Linked DNA regions of Homo sapiens: region 1 is linked to region 2. The links are chromatin loops, found by intact Hi-C in ENCODE. Cell type or tissue: heart right ventricle. All regions are shown on one strand. Links, peaks and the distances in the headings refer to the core of each region. The heading gives the core; the rest is flanking DNA.

Region 1 (5,380 bases), core at 331-5,330, 57 kb after region 2:
GCACAGGCAGACGGAAGCAGACAAGATCCATCCAAGGCAGGCTGAAGACTTATACCCAGAGAAGGCTTTGGTGTACATCTGCCAAAGTGATATTCTCATGTAGAAGAAAGGATTGGGTGATAGTCCAATAAATACTTTACCACAGGGAACTTATGTGTCTTCTGGGGTCTGGCCAAAGTCATGAGTGCAAGCTCCCAAATAAAAAAAAGGTGGCTTCTCACCTCCTCATGATCCCAGCTTCCTAGCATAGCACTCTTCTCTATTTTAGCTTATCAATTCCAAATGTGATTGAAACAAGTATGAGAAATTGATGTTGCTTCAGCTTCTCTGTGAACTGAAACAAATTCTTGTTGAAACATGATATCTCCTGCCTCATGGATCAAAGAGGGATGGTCTGGAAGAGAAGCCCCCATAAATATTTGAGGCTTAATGAAGGCTATCTGTTGAATAATACACCTGTATTATTGTAAAAAGTTTTAATTTGGCCTCAGAGATACTCCCCACTAAAGCAGACAACAAAAAAGTGAGAAAATGAGGCTAGGAATTAATAAAAGATGTCAAGAAAGACCATTTAAGGACTTCTTAGAGACAGGCCATAAATGTGGTTTTGAACTTTTTGGCAGCTATTATGAAGACGGAAAGAGAAGTGTCATGGGAATCAATTTTCAAAACTTAAAAGTTCTCTTAAAATTCTAGCAGAAAAATAGTTTGCAGCTCTACACAGGTATTGGCTAGCATTAGTTTAAAGTGGTTGACATGCAGCCCTACTGCACACCTCTTTATATTCCCTTTGTGTTTAGGATTAGAAAAACTCACATAGTATGATCTATCATATGTCTACTTCTGGATTATTTCAAGATTGATAATCTGGTTTGTGTATTATCTTGGTCTTCATTTCTCTTTCCTTCTGGGCCTGTTGTTCATCTACTGGACATTTCTTTTCTTATTAACATTTCTGCTAAATTTTAAACAGAGAAAAGAAAAATAAATACACAATTCCAGCTATTTGCAGAGGTGATTTCAATGCTTTGTCAGCTAAAGGGAATTTCAAGAGAGATCTTTCTACATCAGTCTACTCATAATAGAACTCCTGGCTATCTTGGGTTGAGCCTGCCTGCAGGTGTGCTTAACCTGGGCCACAGATTAAGGCAGGTAAGGGAGAAACACCTGCAGAGGTAGGTTTTGACCCCATTATACCTAAGATGAAGGTCACTCCTTGTGAATTGATATAGAATGTGAAAAGGGTAGAAACTGCTGATTAAAACAAAGTGTTTTGATTATCTGGATTTCAGTAATAAGTGTTTTCCTCTCTTCCAGTTATAAAGAGTTGAAAACCTTGCAAGGCACTCTTGTATAATTGTGTCCTTAAAAGGTTTAGATAACGGTTGGGCTTCTCTCTCTCTCTCTCTCTCTCTCTCTCTGTCTCTCTCTCTCAGACCAAATATATCATGTCTATTGAAAGTCTGAAGATCAGTACATTTCCTCCTGTTTGGAAAATAATAATGCCTAGGTTTCACTAGAATTCTTTTTATCTCCAAGGCTCTCTTAAATATTGACTAATTAAATAAAAACTAAGGAAGTCTAGCTAAATAGCCTCACTTTGAGGACCAGCCCAGTGGACTTAGAATACACAGTGATTTGCTGTATCTCTGAAACAAGCAACTAGAAATCTTTTATTATTGGCTATAATAGCAAGTGGCATCTCTTATTATGTTTGGCAGCTGACATTTCAAATTGCATTTTGGTTGGTTGTTATACATGAAATAGTAGGATATGAGTAGACTAAAAATGAGAATTTGCAGCCCAGGGATGACATGAAATATCTAACATCTAGGGGTTGCCATGACAACTCATCAGAAAGTTGCTTTGTAATCTTTTGGATTAGGCTCTGGCCCAGGGTCACTGGATTGGAGTTGGAGAACGCTTTGGTAACAGGATGTGAATGTTGTACCTTTACTCAATGGCATTTGAATTTGCAGTTTGGTCATGTTGCTAAGGTCAAGTAGAAATGACATTGAGGGAATTTTTAAATTCCCGCAGAACCTAGACAAGGTCACATTTGTCAGCAAAAATACTCAGATGGAATAGTCTGAGACTTAGCAACTGAAAGACAGGATTTCCTGTCCTTGATAGATAAAAAGTATGCACATATCCATTTATATATGCCTATCTCTAAACAGTTGTATGTAATGAAAATTTGGGAAATTAAACCCTTTTCATAATTGTCTTCTGTTATAAAATTGGAACTGAACACCCCTAAGAAAACAGTTTGGCCACAAACAAACCACAGCTGCTTTCTAGTGCTCTGTGTCCTCCCTTTCAGCTGGAAATGGCCTGCAGGGTGTGGAATTTGGACCAGGGAAGGGAATTCGGCAGAGAGAGGAAGGAAGCAATTGGGAAACAGGGTACCACATTCCTCATCCCCCACATTGGCCTTGACCACAAGGACAGCATCTTCCACATGATAATGCACCTCTCAGGCATGCTTCTCACCAGGGATGATCAATGGAAGCAACCTGGAAACTAAAGAGCTCTGTTCCTAAGTCTGATCCCAGTTCTGCCACTCACACTGTGATCTTGAGCAAAACACATTTCAACTCTGGGTTCCCCTAGGAAATGAGGGGGCTGAGTTTCCTCTGGCTGTCAAGTTCTGCTATTTATCATCATGTGGGGGCAGAGCCAGGTCTCCACATCGCTTTTCTTTGCCATTAAGCCCACATTCCCATCATAACTTTGCAGTAGAAGTACCGTTCATTGTTAGTGGGACCTCTTAATAATTAAAAGAAAGAGAAAAAATGATTTATTCTTATCCCCATACCTTTTAAAGTTGTGGTTTTCTGAAGCAAAGGCTGCCATGCAGTGAGGAAAGGATGAAATTCCAGACAGAAGACAGTCAGTTGCAATAAGTTGTCCTACGACCAGTACTGTCAGCATCAGCTCAGCTTATATTTACTGAGTATTTTCTATATGGAGACAGTGCTAAGCCCTTTATATGCATCAAACTGTTTAATCCTTAGGACATATTCACATGTACACATGTATAGGTATGATGCATGTGATTAAAATTGAACATTTGCTATGTACCAGGTGTTATGCCAAATCCGTACAATAATCCACTGAGATCAATAAATGGATTCAGTCAGTCAAGCCTCACAACAAAGGAGGTGTTATCAGTTATCTCCGTTTTTACAAATAAGGAAACTGAGCCATAGCTAGTAACTAGTGGAGCAGGGATTTGAACCCACGTAGTATGGCCTCAGCATCCTTTCTCAAAACCTCTCTGCCTGTGGTTCTCCTCACTCATATGACATAACCACACCTGGGGAACTTTAGAAATATAAGGATCTTGGGGCCCCATTCTGGATCAGTCAGAATGTCGGGGATTGCGTCCCAGACCCAGGTTTGCTAATATGCAGCCAGGGCTGGGAACCACTGCCTCAGATGGAATACCAGGGTTATGTTGTTGGAGAGTTGCCTGTAGCTCTACAGCCAGCAGATGACTGACCTAGGACTTGCATCCAGGCTGTAGGCTCTCAAGCCAAATATCTCGACGGCACAATGGGCAACAATTCAGTTGTTATCTGGGCTCATATCTACCACCATGCCTAGTTTCTCTCTCCTAGTCTAAATCGCAAAGCCGCAAGTTCATTTAGGGCTGTTTAAAGACTGTATGCTACACCAATTATGAGAATCAGAGCACAAACTTCTTGTTGCAGCCAAAGCAGTGATTTCCTACTTAAAAGTTTCAGAGGTAACCTTTGCTTTTACCTGTCACCAACTTAAATGTAAGTTATCGTGCTTTTTCCTCATTGAGCAAAATCTTGTACTGACAGAGTCTAGGACAGTGGTTCTAAAACTCTGATGCACATTAGAATCTCCTGGGGATCTTTAAGAGCTACAGATGGCCTGGCTTCCACCCCAGACATTTTTTTTTTCTTTTTTTTTTTGAGACAAAGTCTCGCTGTGTAGCCCAGGTTGGAGTGCAGTGGCATGATCTCTGCTCGCCGCAACCTCCGCCTCCCAAGTTCAAGCAATTCTCTGGCCTCAGCCTCCAGAGTAGCTGGGATTACAGGCGCTGGCCACTGCACCCGGCTAATTTTTTGTATTTTTAGTATAGACGGGGTTTCACCATGTTGGCCAGGCTGGTCTTGAACTCCCGACCTCAGGTCATCCGCCTGCCTCGGCCTCCCAAAGTGCTAGGATTACAGGCGTGAGCCACCGCCCAGCCTCTGATTTTATTAGTATGGGATGTGACCTCGGCAATGGGAGTTTGTAAAGCTCTCCAGGTGATTCTGATGTGTAGCAGAGTTTGAACAGTGGTTTAAGAACTTGGTCTGTGAGTTCACAGATGTGTTGACTTGAGAAGACTGTGGAATCACCTCATGGATAGAACTCACTTTTTAACTCTCTGACAGTGTCTCTTGCGTTTCAGCTGGCAGGATTAATTTGAGTTTAATTCCACCCATTTCACTACCTGACTTGGAATTGTACCTCACTGTCAAATGATGGTTTCTCCCCAAAGGTTGTTCTTATACTTAGGCTCATGCAGTGATATTGGCGACATGTCTGTAAGATCCCTTTGTAAAGTTCTCAGCCTCATTTGACTCTCTTATTTCCACTATAGAATATTTCTTTTTATGTTGTTTTACCTTTTAAAACTGTTTTTTCTTGAGACAGTGTCTTGCTGTCACCCAGGCTGGAGTGCAGTGGTGCCATCTCGGCTCACTGCCCCCTCCACCTCCTGGGTTCAAGCAATTCTCCTGCCTCAGCCTCCAGAATAGCTTGGTGTGCCACCAAGCCTGGCTAATTTTTGTAATTTTAGTAGAGACAAAGTTTCTTTTCACTGTGCTGCCCAGGCTGGTCTTGAACTCCTGGTCTCAAGCAATCCGCCTGCCTTGACCTCCCAAAAAGTGCTGGGATTACAGGCGTGAGCCACCACGCCCAACCTAAAAACATTTTTATGATTTTAATACATGTTGCTTTTTTTCTTCCAGGAGCAAAATAAACACCTCTTCCACATAATGCATTATAGTAATAATCCACCTATGGTTCTTTTCCCAAAATGGCTGACCATCAGCCTCACTATTGGGAGACAGCAGCTGATGTGCCTGTAGTGTTTAACGGCTGATAGCGTCTTACAGATAGATAGTGATATGGTGGAAAGTTGGAGATTATGTAAAGAAGAATTGACTCAGACTTTATCCTCAGAGATTTTAGTAAAGTCAGATTAATGTAATCAACTGGAAAATATAGATGGATTATAAAAGTATATTAAAGCAGAAGTGTAAATTTGTTGGCAAGTTTGCAAATGTACTGGATTAATCTAGAAATCATTTTTGCAGTAAGTCTTAAATAGATTTTTAAACAGAGATGTTATTTT
Region 2 (5,380 bases), core at 209-5,208:
TGGGGCCATTTTGGCAAATAATAGTTCCTGTATACAGAGTCCAGAATTGATTTATTTACCTGGGTCTTTAGAACCTGATAAAAACAGAAGTTAACTGCCAAGAGTACTGTTCATTTCCATACTTGGAAAAAATACAAGTTAACATTCTTATTTTGAACATATTTAGGTTGGTTTTGACAATATTTGAATGATCAGAAGCTACAAAGATATTCTCTCCCAGTCAGCTGATGTGTGTAGGGCCTTTGGTGAAAAAGTGAGTCTAAATAGTCTGTCTGAAGTCCCTGGCTACTCCAGAGCAGAGGGTCTCCATCCTCTGTGGCCCGAAGATTATTCCAAGCTTGTCCAACCCATGGCCAGCAGGCCTCTTGCGTGTTGAATGCGGACCAACACAAAGGTTTTTTGTTTTTGTTTTTGTTTGTTTGTTTTTTGTTTTTTGCTATTTTTCTTGTTTCAGCTCATCATGTATCATTAGTGTTGAGTGTATTTTATGTGTGGCCCAAGACAGTTCTCCTTCTTCCAGTGTGTCCCAGGGAAGCCAAAAGATTGGACACGTCTTATTTAGACCATTCTTAGATGCAAAATTAAGGAATTTTGACAGCATCTATTTAAAATAAATTGATTATACTTCATGCTAACACCCCTCTATTTTCTTTTTCTTTGATGATAGTTAACTTGTATTGAGAGCTTCCTCTGTGTGCTGCTCATATTAACTCACATAATCCTCAGAACAACCCAGGGCTAGGTGTGATCACTAGAAGCCGCAGCATAGGTGTCGCTCAGCTAATGAATGGTAGAACTGGAGTTGGACACTAGCTGTCTGATGCTTGGGCCTGTTCTCTTACCATGTTATGGCTCTCCCTTTTCCTTTTCTTCTTCATTTGAAGTTGGAACTCTCTTTAGCAGTTCCCAGAAGTAGAAATAAAGGTCATCTCACTCTAAAATATTGGATGTTTTGTTGACATCTATCTTAAAGTTAAAAAATAATTTCTCAGTAAATCTGAGTGAGTATATCTCCTGTCTTTCACATGGCCTGCTTTCTAATAATTGCATTCCTTAGGTTTTAGTGTCCATTTAGGGATCGGAAAGTAAAAGTGATGCATATAAAGGCAAAAGAAGTACTAGGCATATAACTGAAATACCATGGCTCTGTCTCCAGGGTTTACTTGTAACTCACACTCCTACCCTCTTGTTAGGTGGAGGGAATTTGTTTTTTGCGTTTTGTTTTTTGTTTTTTGTTTTTTTGGTGGGTAGGAAAAGGTAAAAAACTATACCTGTAAGAGGTAGAGTATTCTACCAAGGAGGAAGATGTTCATTCAGAACTAATTCCATCAGAAATCCTAATTAGAAATATTAGCTACCAGTAACAGATAAAAGGAGGTAACCTTTGTTCTCATTCTGGTCAATTTCAGGAAGAGATTATCTTGCCAGATTAGCATGTTGCAACTCTCAGCTGGAGATTTGAATGGTTTTAAAGGACTCAGGCAGTTGGTATGGCAGTAACCCCCAATTACCTCAGGTTTGCAGGGTCACTGTTTAGAATGCTGACTCAGCTCTGCCTGGGCCAGACACCGAAGTTGTCATCTTTAGTCAAGAAGCATCATTCTCAGGAGCCACTTGAAACATTAAGCACACATTTGAAGCTCAATTTGGGAAATGATCAAGTGTATGAATGTATAGTACTGTGCTTATTTTTCAGCATTTAGTTCAAATTTTGGAGAAAGCTAAATGGGAGATGCTTAGTGTGTCAGTGTTGGAGGTTTTAAGTGATTTAAAAAATCAAGCAGATGAGTGCATAAAGATTTCTATGCAAACAATGTTGAGCTTAAATTAAAGCTGCTGATTTAGTGTGAGAATTACTTGCATTGATTTGTAGAATATCTATGTGGGTTCAAGATTCCATATTATGCAAATGAATAAGCCCTGAAGAGTCAAACTGAAAAAAAAATGAAATTAACTGTGAAAGATATTATTACCCATTCAGCAAGAGGAAAATGTAGACAGAGTTAACCCTTCCTTTTCATACATTTTCTTGGGAAGATAAGTGCCAGGGATGATGGTCCGTGTCCCAGATGTAAAGAAGCTAGGCACGGTTTGCAGCCAGTTCCCCCATCCTCCTTCTGTGCTCACTTTTTTGTTTCATGCTCTCTTACCTTTTGGCCACCCAGTCCCCTCAACTAGTCCTTGTCCTTCCCTTCCAAAACCAATCTCAGAGAAAGATTTTATGAACACAGTTTTACTAATATATAAGTAACTGAGCATACTTAATGTGTTACTTTTCTGAAGCATCAGCATGTTAATAGGAGACAAAGCCAAAGAAGTAAAACCCTAAAGATAAAAACAATAGAATTTCGCACACTGGTAACCTGGTGATAGGAGACCATTTCTGAATGGAGAGAGGGCTCGTGATAAATAAACACAACCCTAGGCAGAGAATATAGGCAAATGGATTACAGTATTTAAATCAAAGTAGTATTAAAATACAAAGAGAAGATTATTTTTAATAATACATTTGTCAGTGAGCATTTCCCGCCTTTTGCCGTACATTGGAGTTGATCACATAAACCTCTATAGCAAGATGGTATGTTATTTAACATTTAAACAAAGCTTCCAGGGAAAGCCATTTGGTTTGTGGTTAGGGATTTTTGTTATTCAGTAGCAATGAACCTGAAATTCTATATTATCTTTGCATGTTGAATTTTAGAAGAAAAAAAAAGCAGCGGATCCAACTTCACTTACCTCCCCACCCCAGTTGCATTGATACAAATTGAATTGATAAATTTATTTCAAAATTGGTGTGTCCCAATTTGACATACCACAAGCATAGTGGTGTCAGCATGGTGGTGACATCTGGACATTAGGAGAGTTGGTTGATTAATTAAACTATACTTATTTTAGATAGAGTTGTTGGCAGGTAAATACCTGGCTGTAGAGTCAACGCCCTTCAGTCCCACCTCTCCCCCACCATACCCTTCTCCAGCAACCATGCTATGTTGAGTTGATGGCTCCATCTAGTGCCAGTCTGTGGAACTGTCTTGCAGGACTTCACTGTCACCTCCAGAGCTGGGTATGATGAAGAGTCCTCTTTCTCTGGGAACACACTGTCTAGCGGGGAACTGCCCTCTAGTTCCTACCTCTCCTTTGTTTTTGCAGTTTAGTTATACCTCCGTGTCTTTCTTTGTTCCAGACTTAATTTGTTTCCCTCTCTCTAGTACCCCCTCTTTGTACTTGTTTCTCCTCCTTTTTTGTTTTCCAAGTCTCAATTTTTTTTTTGGAGAACAAAACAGTACTTAAAACCGGTAAGTATAAAGATTTTTTTTCTAACAATACTTTATGCCAAAGTAAGAGAATTCTATGCATTTTAAATGAAACTATCAATTGAAACCATGTTAGAGAACCAGAATGACCCTAAAGTTGAAGTCTGAAAGTGTCACTTGGAAGACTGTGTCCCTTCATCCTCCTGTAGTTAGACATTTCCTCAAACACAGTTAATCAAGAGTATTTTCTTTTAAATGGTTTTGGAACTATCATTGTAGTATCATTTTCTTTTTAGATTATAAATTTAACCTCTCATATTTTAAGTTCAAGACATTTTCACGGACTATCAAGGAATCCTAGCTCATTGGCCTGGCCCTATTTCTGTGGGAAAATGTATTCTCAGTTCCAGACAACCAGTGTTCCTGCAGATTTTTAGGTCCCGTATAAAACGAGAGAACATAGATGAATGAGAGGCATTGTCAGACAAAGCCTGGCACATGAGATCTCAATTAGCATACAGGTTTTAAATTTCCCACATTAAACAGTACATTTTAAATTTCCACTTATGTTAAGCGTGTTGATATTGTGGGTTTGAAAGTAAGTCCCCTCTGAAAAACAGGAACTGTGCTTGTCTGTTACCAGTTCTTGTGGTCGATATGGTAACTATTTTGATTTTTCAGAAGGGAGGAAAAGCAGTTAAATCTAGTTAAAATTAAAACCAGTTAAAATTAACTGGCTCGTGAGATTTCAGTGCAGCTGTTCCACACATAGCAACACTAAGAGTGAGTTGTTTATTACCATGATTAATTATTATTAGTTGTTACTTCTTTTTGAGCAGTGGCATAGATTATTTATATTTTTGGTCTAACCTTGGAAAATAGAAACTGCAAGCGTAGAGAGGTTCCCGTTTGCTAATTTGCATGTACCCTGTTTTTGTTTTTGCCAGGTAGGTGTGTGCATCTCAAGTACACGAGAGTAATTTAGCATGTCAGCACTTTCCTACCAGCAGTGCTTGCTGACTCATGCAGCTGTTGTAGCACTCAGCTGGCCGCACTGTAAACTGCCCATAGTACCAGCACCGCCCTTGGAGAGCTCCGGGCTGCTGGGCTGGTTAGCTACTGGGAGGCTATTTTCAGATCTGTGGTCACTGCTGAGCTGGGTCCTCTTCTCCTGCCAGCAGCCAGACACAGCCTTCTGGTTGCAGGGGAGAAAATTGGACAAATTTCTACCTTTGTAGGGACTGCATAAAGATTCATAGCATTTCTGGATATGCCTCAGGAAAACTTTTTTTTTGCTTCACTTTATTTTTCTGGGAATATTTAAGGGGAGAGGCAAAAGGGGCTGATAATAAATGAAAAGGGAATGTGCTGTTATTTCCTACTAAGATCAGAAAGAGTTTTCATAAACCTTTAACTTAGTTAGGCTTTCTTGGCGTAACTGAAACCTGACCCACTTCTCCCTCAGTGCAAAGCAGTGTGTCCTGAGTAGGGAAGCAGGGGCGAGGGTGCAAGTGACTAGCCTGACATTGTTTTATGTGGCTGAAGTCCCTAAGTGATGACAGCTTTTGTTTATATCCGTTCCCTGTTATTGAGGTTAAAAAACAAAACAAAAAACTTGACCTCAGGTCATTTTAAAGCTAGCATGTATTTTCAGAGATGGTTTCACTGTTTGTTTTCAGAGTTCAGTTTTGCTTATTTTCATCGGAAAGTGTGAAATGTTGCTTTTCTGAGGCTTCTAAATAAACTTCCTTTTGTAGATACAAGTTGATCCAATCATCATAAACTGTCTTGAAAAAGGATGATTAAAGTAAGATCAGCTGGGGAAGGGAAAGCTTTGCACACCCTTGAGGAGTTTGCCTTCTTTTTCTTAAGTTTCAATAAGCATTCTGAAGCAGCTTTGACCAGTAATAAAGAAAAGCCACAGTGACTGTGTGTAACATGATGTTGATGGAAGTTCTTGGTTTCCGCCGATACGAATGACTCATCAGTATCAATAGAATTGTGACTTCTAATAATAACACAGTGCAAGACCTTCAAAACATGTGGTTTTAGCCCTTGCTCTTAGTGAAAGGTTGGAAAATGTTAGTTTGAGCTTTTTTTTTTTAATCTCTTGATTTTGCCCAAGT

What was found. A loop is a pair of places that touch in the nucleus more often than their neighbours do. Peaks named below come from ENCODE experiments on the same cell type or tissue, not always from the same donor. Only the 100,000 strongest peaks of a DNase experiment are listed, where the experiment ranks them.
Region 1: a loop joins it to region 2, with 2.1 times the contacts of the local background. A loop is called at or near these places in 27 of 110 quality-filtered maps.

Annotation. Positions count from the first base shown.
Region 1 is chr6:90,228,027-90,233,406 of GRCh38, reverse strand. All of the region lies in intron 3 of BACH2 (BACH transcriptional regulator 2), which reads left to right. Among named protein-coding and RNA genes, the nearest start is that of BACH2, 66 kb to the left of the region's middle. RefSeq lists a cis regulatory region at 1,837 and an enhancer at 1,765-1,909. In heart right ventricle, for the core only: no CTCF peak of the experiment used is centred there; DNase peaks (open chromatin) are centred at 2,397 and 3,453; H3K27ac peaks cover 3,566 bases.
Region 2 is chr6:90,284,713-90,290,092 of GRCh38, reverse strand. The region is part of intron 1 of BACH2 (BACH transcriptional regulator 2); the gene reads left to right. Among named protein-coding and RNA genes, the nearest start is that of BACH2, 9.4 kb to the left of the region's middle. RefSeq lists an enhancer at 4,047-4,547. In heart right ventricle, for the core only: a CTCF peak has its summit at 3,010 (motif pointing left); a DNase peak (open chromatin) is centred at 4,342; H3K4me3 peaks cover 1,250 bases; H3K27ac peaks cover 1,381 bases.